Linked DNA regions of Homo sapiens: region 2 is linked to region 1. The links are chromatin loops, found by intact Hi-C in ENCODE. Cell type or tissue: PC-3. All regions are shown on one strand. Each heading gives the region's core, and the rest is flanking DNA. Links, peaks and the distances in the headings are about the cores only.

Region 1 (9,453 bases), core at 3,003-8,002:
AGGGGAATCTGCAATTTTACAGTATGTAAGTTTGACTTACTTTTTTGGATGCTGCCATACTTCATGTATTTTATATAAACATTTGCAAATGGGATATATAATATTGTTCTGTTTCCAACAAACCTAAAATATGTATTTGTATGTCTATATAAATGTATTAAGACTTTTGTTGCAAGAAATTACATATAAACAGAAAAGTGAATAAAACAAACATACATCGTATTGAATTGTTTTCAAGAGAAAACTCATATAACATCATTTGGTCAAAAAAAAAAAAACAGTCTTAATCCAGATACATTCTGTGTAGTACTCTTTTCTAGCCACAATCCCCCCTCCCCCAGCCTCCCACAGCTGGCAAAGCAAAATACTGTATTTATTTTTATATTAATCACTTTCTTGCTTGTTTTACCACATTACAACCTGAAAATGTATCCCTAAATACTGTAGATTTGCCAGCTTTAATTTACCTTAATGTAGACATTTAACTGGGACACATGCGGATGGAACTTGACACGATTCATTTTTCCCTATGTTTGCCTCTACATGGGTAAGTCTACGCTTGAAAACAAGAGTTAGCAGAGCTACTCGCAGGTTAAGCTGTAGCACAGTGGTTAAGAGCACAGACTCCAAAGGCAGCAGCTTGGATTCAAACTGAGGCTGTGCCCCCAGTGTCTTTCAGGAAGTTATTCAACCTCTCTGCCATCTTACGTTACCCAACTTTAAAATTGGGTAATAATAGTGTTTATTCATAAGCTTTTTAGGAAAATTAAATTAATTAACTTTGTAAATTGCTCGTGTTTGTTAAAGAAATATATCAACGGCTTTGATTGTGTTGTTAGTGTGAGAAAACATTTTAAATGGTCCATTTTCAAGGCATGATAAATCTAAGTACTGGCAGCCAGGCTGCAAATGTAACAAACCACAGGGCTCTTGCACCTAGAAGGTCACAATAAGCAAACAGAATGTAGCGGAGGGGTCAGCCCATAAAAGGGAAGAAAGTTTCATTTTTGGGAAGTCGAAACTTAAGCAAGGAAGGGGATGGAGGTATAACCTTATAAGGGAGATAATGAAACTTTAGGCAACGTCTGGGAAGATTGTAACCCCATAGTACTCGACCAATGAGGAACTAGGGGAGGGACTTGCGTGCTAGGAGATAAATTACCTGTTGTGACTGCCCCAGATGTGCCTGCCTACCAGACACTCGATCTTGCAAGGCTGTTATTAAAAGTCTCACTTTCGCTGTTCTTTTTGCTTCTAAGTCCATCTTTGGGTTTGGGTGGGTGAGTGTGTTTCTCACATTAGCAATAACTCTGGGCTTATTCAATATACCCATGAGTTTCTGGTATCTGATAAATTCCTTAGTCTGTGAAATAAAGAAAAGTATATAGCATGAGAACCAAATATTTTAATGGTAGGATATATTCAAATCTTAAAAAAATAGGATATAATTATAGCATTACCACTTTTTATTTTCAAACATTAACAATAAACACTCATAATATCTCTTCTGCCATTGAGAGTTTGTATCATTGCTGTTGGTTGGATAATATGCTGCACAAATCTGTGCAATTCTCTGTCCTGTTTCTTCTGTGCACAGCTGAGAGAACTAAACAAAAGTGCATTTATAAAAAGTGAATGCTTTCCTGGCTCCGGGACACTATGTCTTATTCAGCATGAGATGGGTTCTGAAATTCTGAGTGCCTTTTAATATCTTATTCAGAAAACAACCTCTAAATTTTGAATGTCATAATTTTGTGATTTAAAAAAAATCATCAGTGTTATTGATATTTCCAATTATTGTTAGTAAGCAGGTATGAAAGAGAGTATGGTGTAAAAATATATCAAACCTGATGTGTTATTTGGCTGGAGCTGCAGTGACAAAGTACCACAGACAGGGTGGCTAAAAAAACAAAACAAACAAAAAAACAGAAATTTACTTTCACTGAATTTGTAATTGTAATTTTATTTAACTTTAAGTTAAATAAAATTTAACTTTAAGTTTATATAGCCACTTGTGGCTAGTGCTACTGTATTGGGCAGTAGAGATGTAGCACTGAGTTTTTTTTCTTTTTTAATGTATCTGGGTATATCAATGGCAAATGTGCTTTTATATGTTGGAGTTGGAGCTACAAAAATATAATTTGATGCTCTGTATATTGTCTGCTATACTTTTGTTAAAGTTATTACTTTCTATATATCCAGGGCCTGTAGGTATATATATATATATGTGTGTGTATATATATGTGTGTGTATATATATGTGTGTGTATATATCTGTATATGATATATAGATATATAGATATATAGATATATCTATATAGATAGATCTATATAGATATATAGATAGATCTACATAGATAGATATATAGATATATCTATATAGATAGATATATATATAGATATATAGATATAGATAGATATATACACACACATACATGATAATGAATGTTCTCACTTCCTGGTGGTTAGTCACCTATCTCTTATAATCTTTGTATCAATTTTTGTCTAAAATTCTATTCGGTTTGTTATTTACATTGCTTTTCTTTAAGTTAAATGTTTTGGCACACACACCGTCATATTATTTCCCACCTTTCAGGGTTGTTTTGTTTTTAGTGTACCTTTTTAAAAGGATATATACCTATATTTTCAAAAAATTCAATCTGATAACCTCTGTCTTAAAAAGTGCGATTGTTCCCTGATTCAAGTGTTCTTTATATTCAGGCAAACCGGTTGTGCATTCATGTGTGTGTAAATATAGCTAAAATAAAATTAAATGTCCTAATATCATTTGGCTGACATTCTCGTGCCGATCATGAAAATCAATTTAGTAAGGAGAAATGGTAAGCCTTAATTGATTTACCTGACTCTAAACCTATCAGCTCTTTTCTCACTTTAGTTTGGTTCAATTTGACAAGCAGCTACGAGTAACTTGCTTGATTCTGTCAACTAAACTCACTGTTGGGCAGGCACTACCTTGCATTTTTTTCTAGTACTACATATTGAAATTTTAAAGCAGGTTATCAAGGAGATTATAATGTGACCAACTTCTCTGGCTTAGTAGAGAATATTTTTAGTTTAAATGTTGCAGTGAGACTAAAGCTGAAATCACAAATGTTCAGTGGCATTCTGTTCAAGGGTTGAAACTGAGCCACTTGAAATGAAGTAGGGAAGGCAAAGCTCTACCTCTGCACTCTTAGGATCTTTGGCTAGGTTTGAGACTAGATTGACATAAGGCAGATTAATAGGAGAAAATCGTAGAGTTTATTTTACATGCACCTAGAAATCTCCACAAGAAAATGAAGACCGAAAGAAGTGGCAAAACCCAGATGTTTATACATTAGGTTGAACAAAGTCTGGTGATAGTGGATAAGTAACTAATATGTATGGGATAGCTAAGGAAGATAAAAATTATTTTTATAAGATCTGTTGGTACAGATACTTTTCAGCCTTGACTCACCATCTCTGGTAAGAAAAATATTTCTTTCTTCCTGGTACAGGGAGGAGAAAGAAGGTCAGACTCTTTTTTTCCTGCTATTTTTGAAATGCCTTATGCCAAAGTGGCTAATTTTGAGGTGGCATATTCTGCCAACGTTCGGTAGCACAGACACTCAGTATCTCAAGTATTAGAGATGACGTATGTCTAGATGGAATTTCCCAGGCACCAGAGTCTGAAATGGAGATTGATGTGCAAGAAGAGCTCTTAGAGGGAGTAAGGGCAGCAGCACTGGGAAGACGGGGAGGCTTACTGAGTGGTGGTTGTAAAAGAGCTCTCAGATAGTGTCATGGGGAGCTCTGAAGCTAGCATGGCTCTTCCACATTGTCTGGCATTGAGACAAGGGGGTTGTGCTTTTTCACCCCAGCATCAAGCAGTCCTTGGATATGGCTGTCCTCAGGGAAGACATGCAGATGAGGTAGTTTTATTGGGCAGGAGAATGAGTAGGGAGGTACTAACTTGTGAGCTTTCAGGATCCAACACTTGTGGCTGGGGAAATTAATGTTTTGTTCCTGAAGGAGGATCTGAGGGTCCCATTAAAGCATCCTCCACAATCTGTTACTTAGAAGTTAGGAAGTGTATGTGCTTAATTCTTTTCATTAGGCAGTGGGATATTAAAATGAAATTACTTAAGATTTATAGTCAGAATATGTCTGTGGAAGTATAGAACTAATTTATTAATGTTTTCATTTCATTAACATATTTTAGTGCTTAAACAATTTCTTAACTTAAAAGTTGGAAGTATCTGACCTTATTAGAAAAAACTTCAGTAAGCGTATTCATTTCTGATAAACAAATAATGTGAGAAAGAATACCCAGAGAGGTTAGTCAAAGGAATGGAAGGAGATAAATGAATGAATGCTATCAATAAGGAAAGTGTCCTAAGAATCAGATGTTAGTCATCTCAGTTGTTGACGGAAAGTCAGGTAGGATAAAGACCAAGGAATACCCACTAGATTCACAACCAAGGGGCTCTGGGTGTTCCTTTTTAGGTGAGGAATTGGGGACAGACTACAACTTGCAAGCAGTGAAGTGACTGAAGGAGTCATAAGGGAGGAAGTGTTTGTGATGATTTGAGCATTTATCAATGCTGAGCAGAAAGAGCTCGTTAAGAGAAAATGGAAATAATAAGAACTCAGAGGTAAAATCTCTCCTCATGGAGGAGCTGGGAAATAGTAAGTTCTGGGAAGAAGGCACAGTATATAAAACTCAAGCAGCTCTTTGTTACCCTGATTAAGCTGTTTTGCTAATTTAAGGGAAGGAAAAGTTAAACAAACACTCTTATTGTTATTGGGTGAGTTTAAGTAAGTTTATTTAGATAATGTCACGGAATGTTAAATGTGTAACATTATTAACACTAAAAAGCCAAACTCACATTGTAGACTTACTCTACTTATTTATTTGTTTGTTTGTTTATATATTCCCAGCTCCATTTAGAAATCTAGATGGAAACTATTGAATTTAGCAGTTCACCTAGAAATAACAAAAACAAAAACATTTTTTAAATGTGCCATTCTAGGATAAGACAGGTACAGTTACAATCCCCAAGCTTTGAGCTGCGTTTCTTAGCTCCACACTATACGTTGCTTTCATTTGTTCATTTATTTATTCAACTTTAATTCAACAAGTATTCTCGAGCACTTATTTTATGTAGACCTTGTTCTAAGTGATGGGTATAGGAGTAAAAAAAAAAAGTCTATTCTTGTGGGGATTCATTATAGTGGGGAAGAGAGACAATAAACAAGATATTTATGTAAAATGTGTAGTATGACATTTGGTGATCAGTGTTCCTAAGGAAGGCCAGGATTTGGGGTCAGGAAGACCTGCAATTTTAAGTTGAGTAGTCAGGGGAAAGCTTTCTGAGAAGATAATTTCTTAGTAAAGACTTAAGGAAGATGAGACTCTTGCTTGGAGCAAAAGCATTCCAAACAGAGGAAAGTGTTTAGATGGAAATATCCCGAGGTGACAGGACGATGTGAAGCCCTCTGAGTACAGTTGATATTTACTTGGTAGGTATTGGTCCAATCTTAGTAGGTGGATGTTAGCATGAATTTCAGTTGGTCAGGGCCTGCATTATACTCCCTGCTAAATTTTAGAATTTCATCATCACAATGAGAATTTTAACCAAAGGGGAAGCATAACCTGACATTTTTTAACAAAATCACTCTTGCTGCATGTTGAGAAGATAGTGAAAACATCAAAAATAAAAGCAAAGAAATGAGGTTATTGCAGTCACCCAGGCAAAAGAGGATTATGGATTGAACTCGGGTGTTAGAAGTGTAGGGGTGAGAAATGGTCACATTCTGGATGTATTTTAAAGGTAAAGGCAACATAAACTGCCCACAGAGAGGATGTGGGTATGAGAGAAAGTGATGAGTCATGAATGCCTCTAAGGGTTTTGGCCCAAGCCACTGGAAGAATGAAGTTGACGTTAACTGAGATGAGAAAGACAACGGGAAAAGTAGGTCTGGGGAAATTATCAGGAGTGTGGACATGTTAAATTTGAGATGCAGATTAGTCATCCAAGTGAGTTCGTGAGTATAAATCTGGGGTTTTTAGGGGATATAGCAAAAATGTTAGAGTCTTCAGTCTGTGGATGGTATTTAAAGCCAAGAAGACTATTTGAAGTTACAAAGGGAATGAGTATAGATAGAAAAGACAAGAGGTCCAGGGACTGAGCCCTGGAGCACTCTAAAATTAAGAGTTAGAGAGGAAGAGGAAGAGCCCGCTAAGAAGGAATGGCTAGAGAAGGAGGAGGGAAATCAAAGAAAATGTGTATTGGAAACCAAGTAAAGAAAATGTTTCACAGAGTAGACAGCATTCAACTCTGTCTAATGCTGCTCATTGGTCAAGTAAGAAGATGACTAAGATTTGACATTTGTATTTAGCAGCGTTTTTGATTTCAAGAATTCCCTTCATTTCCCCCTGTGATCTTGTAAAAAGCAGGCCTGTGCATGTGTCCTTCCATAGTACAGAAATTCTTGCATTTTAATCCCTAATGTTCATTAAGCTTGTGTAGTTTCATTAATTTCAAAATTCAACCTGAATTCCAAATTGTATTAGCAATCATTTTGACAGATATTTAAATGCTGATTTGATCTACAAATTTAATATTGCAAATTATTCAGAATCTGAAAAGCAATACTGTTGTTTTCTTCAATTTGTTCAACTCAGTCCTGCTGACGATGATCTGGAGATATGCTGCAGAGAAGACCAACACCTTTGGAAGAGAAATACCCACATCTTACTTTCTTAATAATAATAATTTCACATTTCTTATTACATCCAAAAATAAGCTCTCATTCTTGTATAAAGAATCCACATAGCACATTTTTCTTTAGAAATTAGATTACTATATATTCTTTATGAAAATAAGGCAAGTGGATAAATACAGCTTTAGCTCAATAGAACGTATGCATCTATTATACCATTCAACAATATTATATAAATAATCACCAACCCAGAGTCTCTGCATCTCCCATTATGTGGCTGTCTTCCTCTCTAATTGCCAGTGTTATTTTCTGGTTACAAGCATTTCAGGTAGAGGATTGTTTTTAGAAGAGCACCAATAGATTTTTATCTAAACCATGAAAGAGGTTTTTACCTACTAGACTTCTGCACTAGCATTGCTGAGATACTGTGTCTGGCCCAAAGACTGGGCACAATTCCAGAAGTTCAGCTTAAAACCTCAGTGGGGAGAGCAGGTACATACAGGCTGCCCCACTGGGAACCTTGAATGCTGAACAGCTGAGGATCAGCCTAATTGATTCCAACCTGAGGTGCAGAGCCTTATTTTATGAGGGCAAAAGAAAAACCATGAGAAATAATTGTATCCAAAACCTTCAGAAAGAACAAATAAACCCTGCATTATTCTATTTATTCTATTGCCCCATTTTACCTAATAAGTTATAAAGTATACAAAAAGTAAAATCATGGCTCCCTTATATAAAGACTCCAACTAAATATGTAATGTGGTCAAAGCCTGGCGAAAGTTTAACAAAATAAAAAAGCAAGCAAACGCAGAGTATATGCTAAATATATTGTCTTGATTCATAGTGTAACTGTCTACTGAATTCCTTCAGTATAGGCTTGATAAGACCTTAAGCACTGCATATCAGCCTGTACTGCAAGATTTATTGCTGAATAGTCTTTTTATACTTTAGAGAGTATTTTATTTATTTCATTTTCCATTAATAAATCTTCTGCTCTTTCACGTGGACATCTATGGCTTTTTCTTTTAAAATAACGACAGGCTCTATGACTCCCTACTCTCTTCCCTCTAAATATATAGAATGGGGAGAGTGTAGCAAGCTAAAGCACACATTGGTTTTTGTGAAAATGCATGCTATCACAAAATTAAAACATTTAAAAAATCCTTAACTGCAATCTACTGCCTATGCTATTCTCAGGAGAGTTTGGTGCAGAAAGCCAAAGCTCAGGAATATTTATGCAGCCTGACTACAGAGTTCACTGTAAGCCTAGAGCTAAAGCAAAAATTTAAAGATACAGGACAAGAGTTTCATCTTGGGTGAATCCATGAAAAAAATTCCCATGGAATTATATAGGTTGAGATTCTGGCCGCCAGCAATAATGTTCAAACAGGCAAAAGGAACTACACGTATAATATAATTTCAGTTCTGTGCTCTGCGTGTTTCCCCATTTCCATATAAAGCACTGGCACTGATATTAATCAGTGCCACTGGATCCCTCCTGCCACTGACAGAATAGTCACCATGACACTTTCTCTGTAAGAACTTTCTATCTGAGGCGTTCCACAGCCCATCCCTTCCCTTCATCAAATCCATGGCTAAAGCAGCCACTATCACTGAAAGTGCAGCAATGCATGCCAAGTGTGACCAAACATATTAGTAACTACATGTGAATTTATTTTCAGGAACCTAGAAGCCCAAGTCTGACATAAGATAATCTTTTTATTATGGTTTTCTTTCATGAATATATTTTGTCTCACTTAAGTATGAACAACATTAATTTTATAATATCCTACAGACAAAGTGTTTTGGTTTACTCATCTGGGCATTTATTGCATATCTATTGCTATTATACGTGCCAGACACCGTGCTACGCATGAGAATGCAAAACCCTCTAAGACATGGTTCCTGCTTTCTAACTAGTAATGCTTCTTAAATATGAGATACTGTAGCTCCCAACTGGCTTCAGATTAGCAAATCAATATGTAGGCAAAGTAGCATTTGAAGGCTAGATAAATATCATTCACACAAACATATGTAATATGGATTTGCATACACACCTATTTCTGTTGGAATTAGAAAATTTAAATGTACTTTACTTAATTAATGATAGCATTTTATCAGTAAGCTTTTCCTTAGAATCAATGAATATTAATAGTGCAATTCAGGTTATGTAAGTGTTCATGATTTTTTTGACACTTAAAAGGGGCCCACTTATTCAAGAACATTCAAATTTACTGTTATGCATATTTACGTATATGGTTCAAATATAATCATAGTGCTATTTAACACAGAATAACTTACACATGCCTTTAGAAACACTCTTGTAGGTACTGACTTCTTGTGACAGATGTTTGTTTTGTTTGTTAAACTAAACTTCAACCCATCACAGAGCATTCTCTGGTCACAGAATGTCACTGAAAATGATAGTTTTTATAGATTTTCCCCATTGTTTTCTGTATGCTGAATGTTACTTAACTACAAATAAAAAAAATGCATTTTAAGAAGTAATGGGATAGAATTTTCTTTTTTATACTGAAAACAAAGATAGCTTTCCAGCAGTTTGCTGCAGGGTCTATTTCCAAGTATGATCTTTGGTCTTTGAATTCCTCAGATCTTTTGTTTTTACTGCATCACTTTTAATTATGAGGTTAGGACAAAAGGATTTACAGATTTTTGGAAATTAACATTATCATTATTTCAAGCAGAAACATTACTTAGTCAAAAGCAACAAAAACAGAAAAGTAATCAT
Region 2 (9,453 bases), core at 2,405-7,404, 150 kb before region 1:
ATGCTTGACATCTTAATTATATTGAGTATTGTTATAAAAGAACATGAATTATCTTTCCATTTATTTATATCATCTTTGATTTTCTTCATAAGAGTTTAGTTTTCTTCATATTGATTCTATACATATTTTATTAGATTTATATCTAAGCATTTCATTTCTTTGGTGCTAATATAAATGGTACTGTGTTTTTAATTTCAAATTTCATTAATTTATTACTACCATATAGGAAACAACTGATTTTTGTTTTAACATTGTATCTGCAATCTTGCCATACATACTTATTAGTTCCAGGATATTTTTTGAGGAATGGTTGGTATTTTCTACACAGAAAATCAAGTTATCTATGAATATACACAGTTTTATTTTTCTTTCCAATCTATATAGTTTTATTTTCTTTCCTTGTCTTATTGAATTAGTTAGCTCTATTTCCAGTACAATATTTAATAAGAATGGGAAAAGAGGACATCTTTACTGTTCCCAGTTTTAGGGGAAAGCATCTAGCTTCTCACAATTAGTGAGGTAAACTTGTAAGATTTTTGTATATGGTCTTCATCAAATTGCAAATATTCCCCTCAACTCCTAGTGTACTGAGAGTTTTTAATCACAAATGAGTGTTGGGTTTTGTCAAAAGTTTTTATGTATCTATTGAAGTGTATAATTTTTATTCATTAGCTTGTTATTGTGATGGAATATCTTAATAATTTTTTAAAATGTTGAATCAGCATTGCATGCCTGGAATAAATCCCACTTTGTCATAGTATATAATGCTTTGCATACATTATTGAACTTGATTTGCAAATATTTGGTTAAAGTTCTTAAAAACTCTCTTGATGAGAATATTGGTCTGTAGTTTCCCTTTCTTGTAATATTTTGTTGGATTTTGGTATTAAGGTAATGCTGGCCTCACTGAATGAATTAGAAGGTGTTCTCTGCTCTCCATAAATGTTTACAGAATTTATCAGTGAACCATGTGGGCCTGGTGGTTTGGGATTTTTTGTAAGATTATTAATTATTTTTTAATTCCTTCTTAGATATAGGTCTATTCTTATTATCTGTCTCCTTATGTGAGTTTTGGTAGTTTATGTCTTTCAATGAATTAACCCATTTCATCTAGGTTATCAAATTTATAGACATAGAGTTTTTCATAACATCAACCCCCAAGGACCTTGAAAGGATTATAATGATGACTCCTCTTTCATTTCTGATAGTAGTAAATTGTATCTTCCCTTTTTATTTTGTCTTGGTTATCCTGGCAAGAGTTTTATCAATTGTATTTATTTTTTCAATGAATCAGCTTTTTGTTTTATGGATTTTCTTTATGGATTTTTTGTCTTCAATGTCAAGTTATACACTATTTTCTCCTTCTTTTATTCTGCTTCCTTTAGAATTATGTTTCTCTTATTACAGGTTTAAGGTGGAGGCTTAGATTAATGAGGCTTAGATCTTCATTTCTAATATATGAATTCAATGTTATTAATTTCCTGCTTAGCACTGCTTTTACTAAGTCCTACAAATTTTGATAAGTGGCATTTTAATTTTTATTTAATTGACAGTATTTTAAAATTTCTCTTGAGACTTCTTCTTTGATCTTATTTTTTAATTCACTCTGACAGTCTTTATTTTTTAATTGGTGTATTTTGACCATTTATGTTTATAGTGATTACTAGTGTACATAGTTGAATTAATATTTATCATGTTTGCAACAATTTTTTATTCTTTGTCATTTTTCTTGAATTTTTTACAGCTCCTTTTTCCTCCTTCTTTAGTTTTAATTGGGTAGTTTATATGATTCCATCTCATCTCCTCTCAGCATTTCCACCATACATTTTTAAATTGTTTTAGTGCTGACCCTAAGGTTTACAACATACATTTATGATTATTCTAAATCCACTTTCAAATAACACTATACCAATTCCTGAGTAGTGCAGATACCATATAGCAGAGTATTTTCAATTCCTTCTTGCTGTTTCTTAATTTCACTTATCCACACACTGTAATCACTCCATATATTATTGCTATAATTACTTTGAACAAACATTATCTATTTGGTTAATTATGAATCATAAAAATACATCATTTTATTTTATCTTCATACATTTCTTCTCTGATGCTCTTCCTTAATGTAGATCTCAGTTTATGACACATATTATTTTTCTTCTCTTTAAATAATTTCTTTTAAAATTTTTTGCAAAGTATGTCTACTTGTGACAAATTATCTCATTTTCTTTGTCTCAGAAAGTCTTTATTTCTCTGTGACTTATGAAGGGTAATTTCACTGGAGACAGATTTCTAGATGTTTGCAGCAGTTGTAGGTCCAAGAGACTTCAGTTTTCTCAAGTTTCCTCGTTTTGTTTACTTTAGTTTTTTCCATCTTCCTATCTTTGGATTTCCTAAGAATGACTTCTTTAATAGAATCTGCCTTCAGGTTCTCTCAGTTGTAATTCACTGTTGTTATTCTAGAGCTGTATTAATGTGCCAGTAAGATATTGAGGAGGGAAGCATTCTATAAACTTATGATTAAATCTTTCTTTTAGTGGCCAAAATCCCCCTTCTGTGACCTTCAGAAGTGCTTCTTAGACTTTTTTGCTCTTTACCTTATGAAAGACAAGAAGGCTAGAGGGTACTGGAGTTGGGTACTTGTCCCTTCCTCAGATTTCACAAGGCTCTGGTAAAGTAGTTTCCCTTGAAGGATGGGCCTTTGTTACAGAGAATAATCCAAGTTTATTTCAGTATAGTCACTTTTCACCTGAGCATTTTCGAAATGACTATTTCCCTCTAGACTACATAATCTGAACATAACTTTTATATGCACTGGGAAACAAAAAATTTATGTGAATCACTTTATTATGATATTTGTTTTCTTAAGGTGATCTGGAACAAAATTCACAATATTTCTAAGGTATGCCTGTTTAGTTGTGTCTCAGGGGATAGGGAGAGCTGAGAAGGAGAGAAATGAGTGAATAGCTGTTCAGTTGAGCAAATCAGAACACACACAGCACTTACCAATTACATATGCCTCCTTATATGGGTGTGAGTCGTGGTGGCCCAATACAATTACATTGGTAACATCAAAGATCATTGATCACAGAGCACCATGACAGACATGATACTAATAAAAAAGTTCCTGGAGGAAATTAAAAATGCTACTTCAGTAAACAAAGGAATGGTAAAAGAGTGAAACAGCCTTATTACTGATATGGAGAAAGTGTTAGCTGTCTGGATAGATCAAACCAGTCACAATATACCCTTAAACCAAACCCTAATTCAGAACAATGGTCTAACTCTCTTCAATTATATGAAGGCTGAGAGAGGTAAGGAAGCTGCAGAAGAAAAGTTTGAAGCTAGCAGAGGATGGTCCCTGAGGTTTAAGGAAAGAAGCCATATCCATAACTAAAAAGGCAAAGTGAAACAGTAAGTGCTAATATATAAGCTGTAGGAAGTTGTACAGAAGATCTAAGATCATTGATAAGGGTGGCTACGCTAAACAACAGATATTTCAGTGTAGACCAAACAGCCTTATATTGGAAGAAGATGCCATCTAGGGCTTTCACTGGTCACCCAAGAGCTCCAATGGAGATGTACAAGGACATGAATGTTTTCATACCCGCTAACACAACATCCAACATCCACTCTGTAGCCCTTGGATCAAGGAACCACTTCAGATTGGAGTCTTATTATTTAAGAAATACATTTTGTAAGGCTATAGCTGCCTTAGACAGTGATTTATCTGATGGAACTGGGCAAAGGAAATTGAAAACCTTCAGGAAAGGAGTCACCATTCTAGATACCACTAAGACCATTCTGGAGTCATGGTAGGAGGTTAAAATATCAACATTATCAGGAGTTTGAAAGAAGTTGATGCCAACCCTCATGAGTAACTTTGAGGAGTTCAAGACCTTCGGTGGAGGACATAACTGCAGATGTGATGAAAATAGCAAGAGAAAAAGAATTAGAAGTGGAGCTTACTGATGTGACTTAACTGCTGCAATCTGATTATAAAACTGGAATGGGTGAGGATTTGCATCTTGGAGATTAACAAAGATAGTGGTTTCTTGATGTGGAATCCACTCCTGGTAAAGATGCTGTGAGCATTGTTGAAATGACAACAAAGAGAATATTATATAATATTACATAATCTCAGAATACTACATAATATTAGAATATTACATAAAAGTTGGTAAAGGCAGCAGCAGGGTTTGAGAGCACTGACTCCAATTTTGAAAGAAATTATACTATGAGTAAAATGCTATCAAATAGCATTTCATGCCACAGAGAAATCATGCATGAAAGCATGAGTCAATCAATGCGGCAAATTTCATTGTTGTCTTATTTTTAAAACCACCACAACCACCCCAATCTTCACCATACACCACTCTGATCAGTCAGCAGCCATCAATATTGAGCAAGACCCTCCAGCAGCAAAAAGATTAAGGCTCACTGAGGGTTCTGATGATGATAAGCATTTCTAAGCAATAAAGTATTTTTAAATTAAGATATGCTCATTTTTTTTACCATAATGCTGTTGCACACTTAATAGACTACATTATAGTGTGAACATAACTTTTATATGTGTAGGGAAACCAAAATATTCATATGAGTCACCTTATTATGATATTCACTTTATTGTGGGTGGTCTGGAATCAAACCCACAATATCTCTGAGTCATGCTTGTAGTTAGTTACTGACTCTAACAGTTTATGATTCACATCAGTTGACCTGGGCTGTGCCTCTCTGTATTTAACTCTCTCTTCAGATTTTGGTATGGCCATTTGCCCCGTGACCTCAATTTTCTAATGAACCTAAGAAAAATTGTTGGTTTTCAGTTTGTACAACTGTTTTTTTTTTTTTTTTCTTTTGAGGATAGGATTGATAATCTCCAAACTTTGCTGAAACCTGAAGTGTTTCAAAAAATCTGAAGTCTTTATAATATATTTGAAAGTATTAAAATTATGTGCATACCAGTATTTAAAGAAAGAACTACAAATATATGCAGAAAAAATTTGTCTAGCTCATGCTTATTTTTAAATCAAAAATATATATTTTTTATTTTTAAAAAACATTGGAAAAATTTTTAGTGTTTCTCAAAATGTATATTTCTTCCACTTTTTAGGTCTATAAATGTTTATCAGTGAAACCTAAACATTTTTGTAAAAAGTTTTAGCCTGTTAAAAGATAGGTTTTTACTCATTTTTGGAACAGTTAATAACCTTTATATTAAAGTCTGTGGTCTCTTCAGTAGCCAAGGACATTTTACAGTGAAATAATTTTCTGGTTTCTGTATAAAAGAACTAAGAAGTCCTTGAAATGAAGTATTTTCATTTTTGTCTTCATGCAACTTACCCTGTCTGGATCTTTTTACATAGTCCTGGCTCACAGGTTTCCTTTCCTTTCATTACAGTTATTTGCATGTCTGACTAATCTGTAGCCTTATAAGCCTTTGGAGGTACAGAAGAAAGGACTTTATCATCAATGTCTCACTCATACACCGAGCATAAGCTTTTTGCCATAAACATAGAATCTTGAAATCTTAGATCATGCAAAAACAATTTTCTCTTCATTTTCCAGGGAGAAAATTAAAATAGAGCATAATCAAATTGATTAAATATATTAAATAAGCAAAATGGCAAGAACAATGGTGAAAGAATAAGTGTACTTTCCACTCACTCCCTACTGAAGCCATCATATTCTATATATTATACTTAAATTGCCATATTTATGAATTATTGAGTAATTCTCTTAATTGATTCCAGACTCAGAAAATAAAAAAGAAGTATTATTTTTTGACTTCTAAATTCTCAGCAGTGAATAACATCTGAGATAACAGGAGTCAGTTCACAGATGGGTAATTTCTTAAATAAATATATTTTATATTAATCGCTCTTGGGAAGATGTAATGCTACAGAAAGTGTTATTTTGGTTATTTAATTTAAAGATAAATTTATATAGGCCACTGTCTTAGCCCATTATAGCTTCTGTAACAAAATACTATAAACTGAGTAGCATATAAACAACAGACATTTATTTGGCACTGCTCTGTATCAAGGGAACCAGCCCCTAATATTTCAATGTAGGTTCTTTTCTATTTTCCCTAAGTGTCGGCCAGTCTGAGAAATAAAGAGAAAGAGTACAAAGAGAGAAATTTTACAGCTGGGCCTCCGGGGGTGACATCACATATTGGTAGGACCGTGATGCTGACTCCAAGCTGCAAAACCAGCAAGTTTTTATTAGGAGTTTTAAAAGCGGGGGAAGGTTTACCAACAGGGAGTAGGTCACAAGGATCACATGCTTCAAAGGGCAATAAAGATTACAAGGTGAAGGCAAAATTAGAATTACTGATGAGGGTCTATGTCCCGTTGTGTACGCATTGTCTTGATAAACATCTTAACAGGAGACAGGGTTCAAGAGCAGACAACCGGTCTGACTAGAATTTACCAGGCTGGAATTTCCCAATCCTAGCAAGCCTGAGGGTACTGCAGGAGACCAGGGCGTATTTCAGTCCTTATCTCAACCACATAAGATAGACACCTCCAGAGCAGCCCTCTATAGACCTACCCACAGGAATGCATTCCTTCCCTAGGGTTATTCCTTGCTGGGAAAAGAATTCAGCGATATTTCTTCTACTCACACATCTGTCTATAGGCTTTCTGCAAGAAGAAAAATATGGCTCTATTCTGCCCAACCCTGCAGGCAGTCAGACCTTAAGGTTATCTTCCCTTGTTCCCTGAAAAATCACTGTTATTCTGTTCTTTTTCAGGGTACACTGATTTCAAACACATATGTTTTACAATCCATTTGTACAATAGTGGTCCTGAGGTGATGTACATTCTCAGCTTACGAAGATAACAGGATTAAGAGATTAAAGTAAAGACAAGCATAAGAAATTATAAGAGTGTTAATTCGGGAAGAAGTGATAAATGTCCATGAAATCTTCACAGTTTATGTTCAGAGAATGCAGTAAAGAGAGGTGTAAGAAATTATAAAAGTATTAATTTTGGGAACTGATAAATGTCCATGAAATCTTCACAATTTATGTTCTTCTGCCTCGGCTCCAGCCGGTCCCTCTGTTCAGGGTCCCTGACTTCCCGCAACAGTTCTGGAGGCTAGGAAGTCCAAGATTAACGTGCCAGCAGATTTGGTGTCTGATGAGGGTCTGCTTCTTGGTTTGTAAATATCCATCTTCTCACTGCATGCTCACACAGTAGAAAGCACACAGCAGCTCTCTAGGACTTCTTTTATAAGGCCAATAATTCCATTCATTAGGGGTCTGCCTTCTTGGCCTAACTACCTCTCAACAACCCCAACTCCTAATACCATCACATTGATGATTAGATTTCAACATATGAATTTGGGGGAACAAAAACATTCAGAATATAACAGTAATCAAGTTATTGCCATTAAAATATTTGGTATATAGCTTTATTGACATTATTGGCTTTATATCTCCAAATTGTTCAGGCTATAGTATTGATGTTTCCTCTTTTGAATTGACCATAGGATTCAATGAGAAAGAAGCCACTACATCTGAAGTGACAGCACTGGTGGAAAAGGAGCAGAATGGGGAAAACCCTCTTTCTGATTCTTTGTGCAATCTGTTACCATTACATTGTTTAGGCCTTCACATAAATGTTGCCTCATAAGAGAAGCTGGCTCCAATAATATAACATAAAGTAGACTTCCAGTTTCTATATCTAACTGTTGAATTGTTACTGATGCTTCATAAATCCTGACTGATAATTTTGAACCCTAATACAATTCTTTAGAAGGTAAAACTCACTGACTTTGTGTTGGTTTGAAATTATAGAAAATATTGGGTACTTAATGAGTATTAGTCCTGTAAGAATGTTCTCCTTCCTTCTTCTGTACAATATATTCAGTTTCAGTACTAGTTCTTGGTGCTAGACAAAAAAGACCAAGACAGACAAAATTCTTGATTGCATAAAGCTTACATTATAAAAACGTGACTGAAACCTAACAACAAAAAATGATTTTTGGATAAGCAGAACGAGTACAGGGAGAAATGAGTAATTTAGGAATTTTTCCCCTTTCCCTTTGAAACATCTTCTCTATCCAATAAACACATATGGTACCAAGGTTAAAAGTCAGGTGTTGAGAGTTAGGGGTTTTTAATATCAACCCACATTATGGTAGACAAGAAATGAGACACATTATCCCCCCTACCTTTAGTTTCAATGCCAACTAACAAAGCATGTCCAAAGCATATGAAGAAGCAGAAATCCTAGGTGCAATCAAAGAGTTAGAAAATAATCATTTCTGAAATTCCTTCGAATTTGATGATTGACTATTGGACAGAGGTAAGTAGAAACCTGGAAAGTAAAAACTGACCACTTTCTTTTTACTTCATGGAAAAGGCACGAGAAATTTATGATGATGCCAAGCATCAAAAAATAGAAGATTTCCATATAAGTATATTTTTTATGTCAAAGAAAAATGAAACTACTTTAAAGTGAACATTTGACTGCATCCAAATGATATTTATGAGAAATCATAGTAATGTAATTTTAAAACTCATACTTTTAAAATCATTTATGTGCATTTAAGTAGCTTAAAATCCAATTATTTCCAAGTTAATTTTATGAATTTACCCATAATTTGGCCTTAAACATAACTAATTACAATATTTTCTAGACTTATAACTAGAGTTGAACCTCACGTATGGAGGATTATAGTCATTGCATAATTTATGAATAGTGATGCTGGCAAGCCTAGTTGTAGATATGTGAGGTCTCCCTCCAATAGAGATCCAGGGTCCATTGTCCAGTTTCCTAATCAGCTGTGGCATCAGCAATAGCAGCAGTAACTCCTACAACTTCCTAATTCCTGACTCATAATTATGGTGTTTCTTTCTCAAATCTACAGGGAGGTCAGGGGCAGAGACAGCAAAAACTAAAATAGGTTCTTATTCCAGTGTAACTCTAAGTACACTGATGGGATCTGAAGTAGTAGTTCTCATGATTGGACAGCTTTTCATTATTCTGGGAATCATTCTACATTTCAGCAGTGTTTCAAAAGATCCTATTCTGTTTTAAATATCTAAGAGTCTTTTGTTGCCTACACTGAACCTTGAACAGATAGCAATGGCAAAAAAAAAAAAACAAAAAACTCACTATTTTCTTTCAAATTTTTAAGTTATAGGAAAATAAATGTCATTTTCATAGACATTAAAATATTTGCTATATTGATAAGTATTGATAGGACATTTGAACATGAATGGATGTAGAAAAGATGCACAAATGTAGAGACAAAAGAAAAAAAGATGTATGTGATGTGAAAAGAAGTAAACTTTTATAAAACATACTAGAAAAAATTATTCTGCTAAAGCACACATTATAAATCAAGTCTCTGACATTATCTGCCAAAAATAGAAAGAAAAATACAATATACGCCCACATCATCCTTTTTAATAGATAAATGGCTTCCTATTTTGAGAAGTGA

Evidence for each region. Hi-C counts contacts between places; a loop is a spot of excess contacts. Peaks named below come from ENCODE experiments on the same cell type or tissue, not always from the same donor. Only the 100,000 strongest peaks of a DNase experiment are listed, where the experiment ranks them.
Region 2: it touches region 1 in a loop (3-fold over the local background); 5 of 110 quality-filtered maps call a loop at or near these places.

Annotation. Positions count from the first base shown.
Region 1 is chr5:84,284,605-84,294,057 of GRCh38, reverse strand. The region is part of intron 1 of EDIL3 (EGF like repeats and discoidin domains 3); the gene reads left to right. Among named protein-coding and RNA genes, the nearest start is that of EDIL3-DT, 93 kb to the left of the region's middle. In PC-3, for the core only: no CTCF peak of the experiment used is centred there; a DNase peak (open chromatin) is centred at 5,897; H3K4me3 peaks cover 248 bases; H3K27ac peaks cover 1,303 bases.
Region 2 is chr5:84,433,024-84,442,476 of GRCh38, reverse strand. No RefSeq gene overlaps it. Among named protein-coding and RNA genes, the nearest start is that of EDIL3, 53 kb to the right of the region's middle. In PC-3, for the core only: no CTCF peak of the experiment used is centred there; a DNase peak (open chromatin) is centred at 4,656; H3K27ac peaks cover 1,396 bases.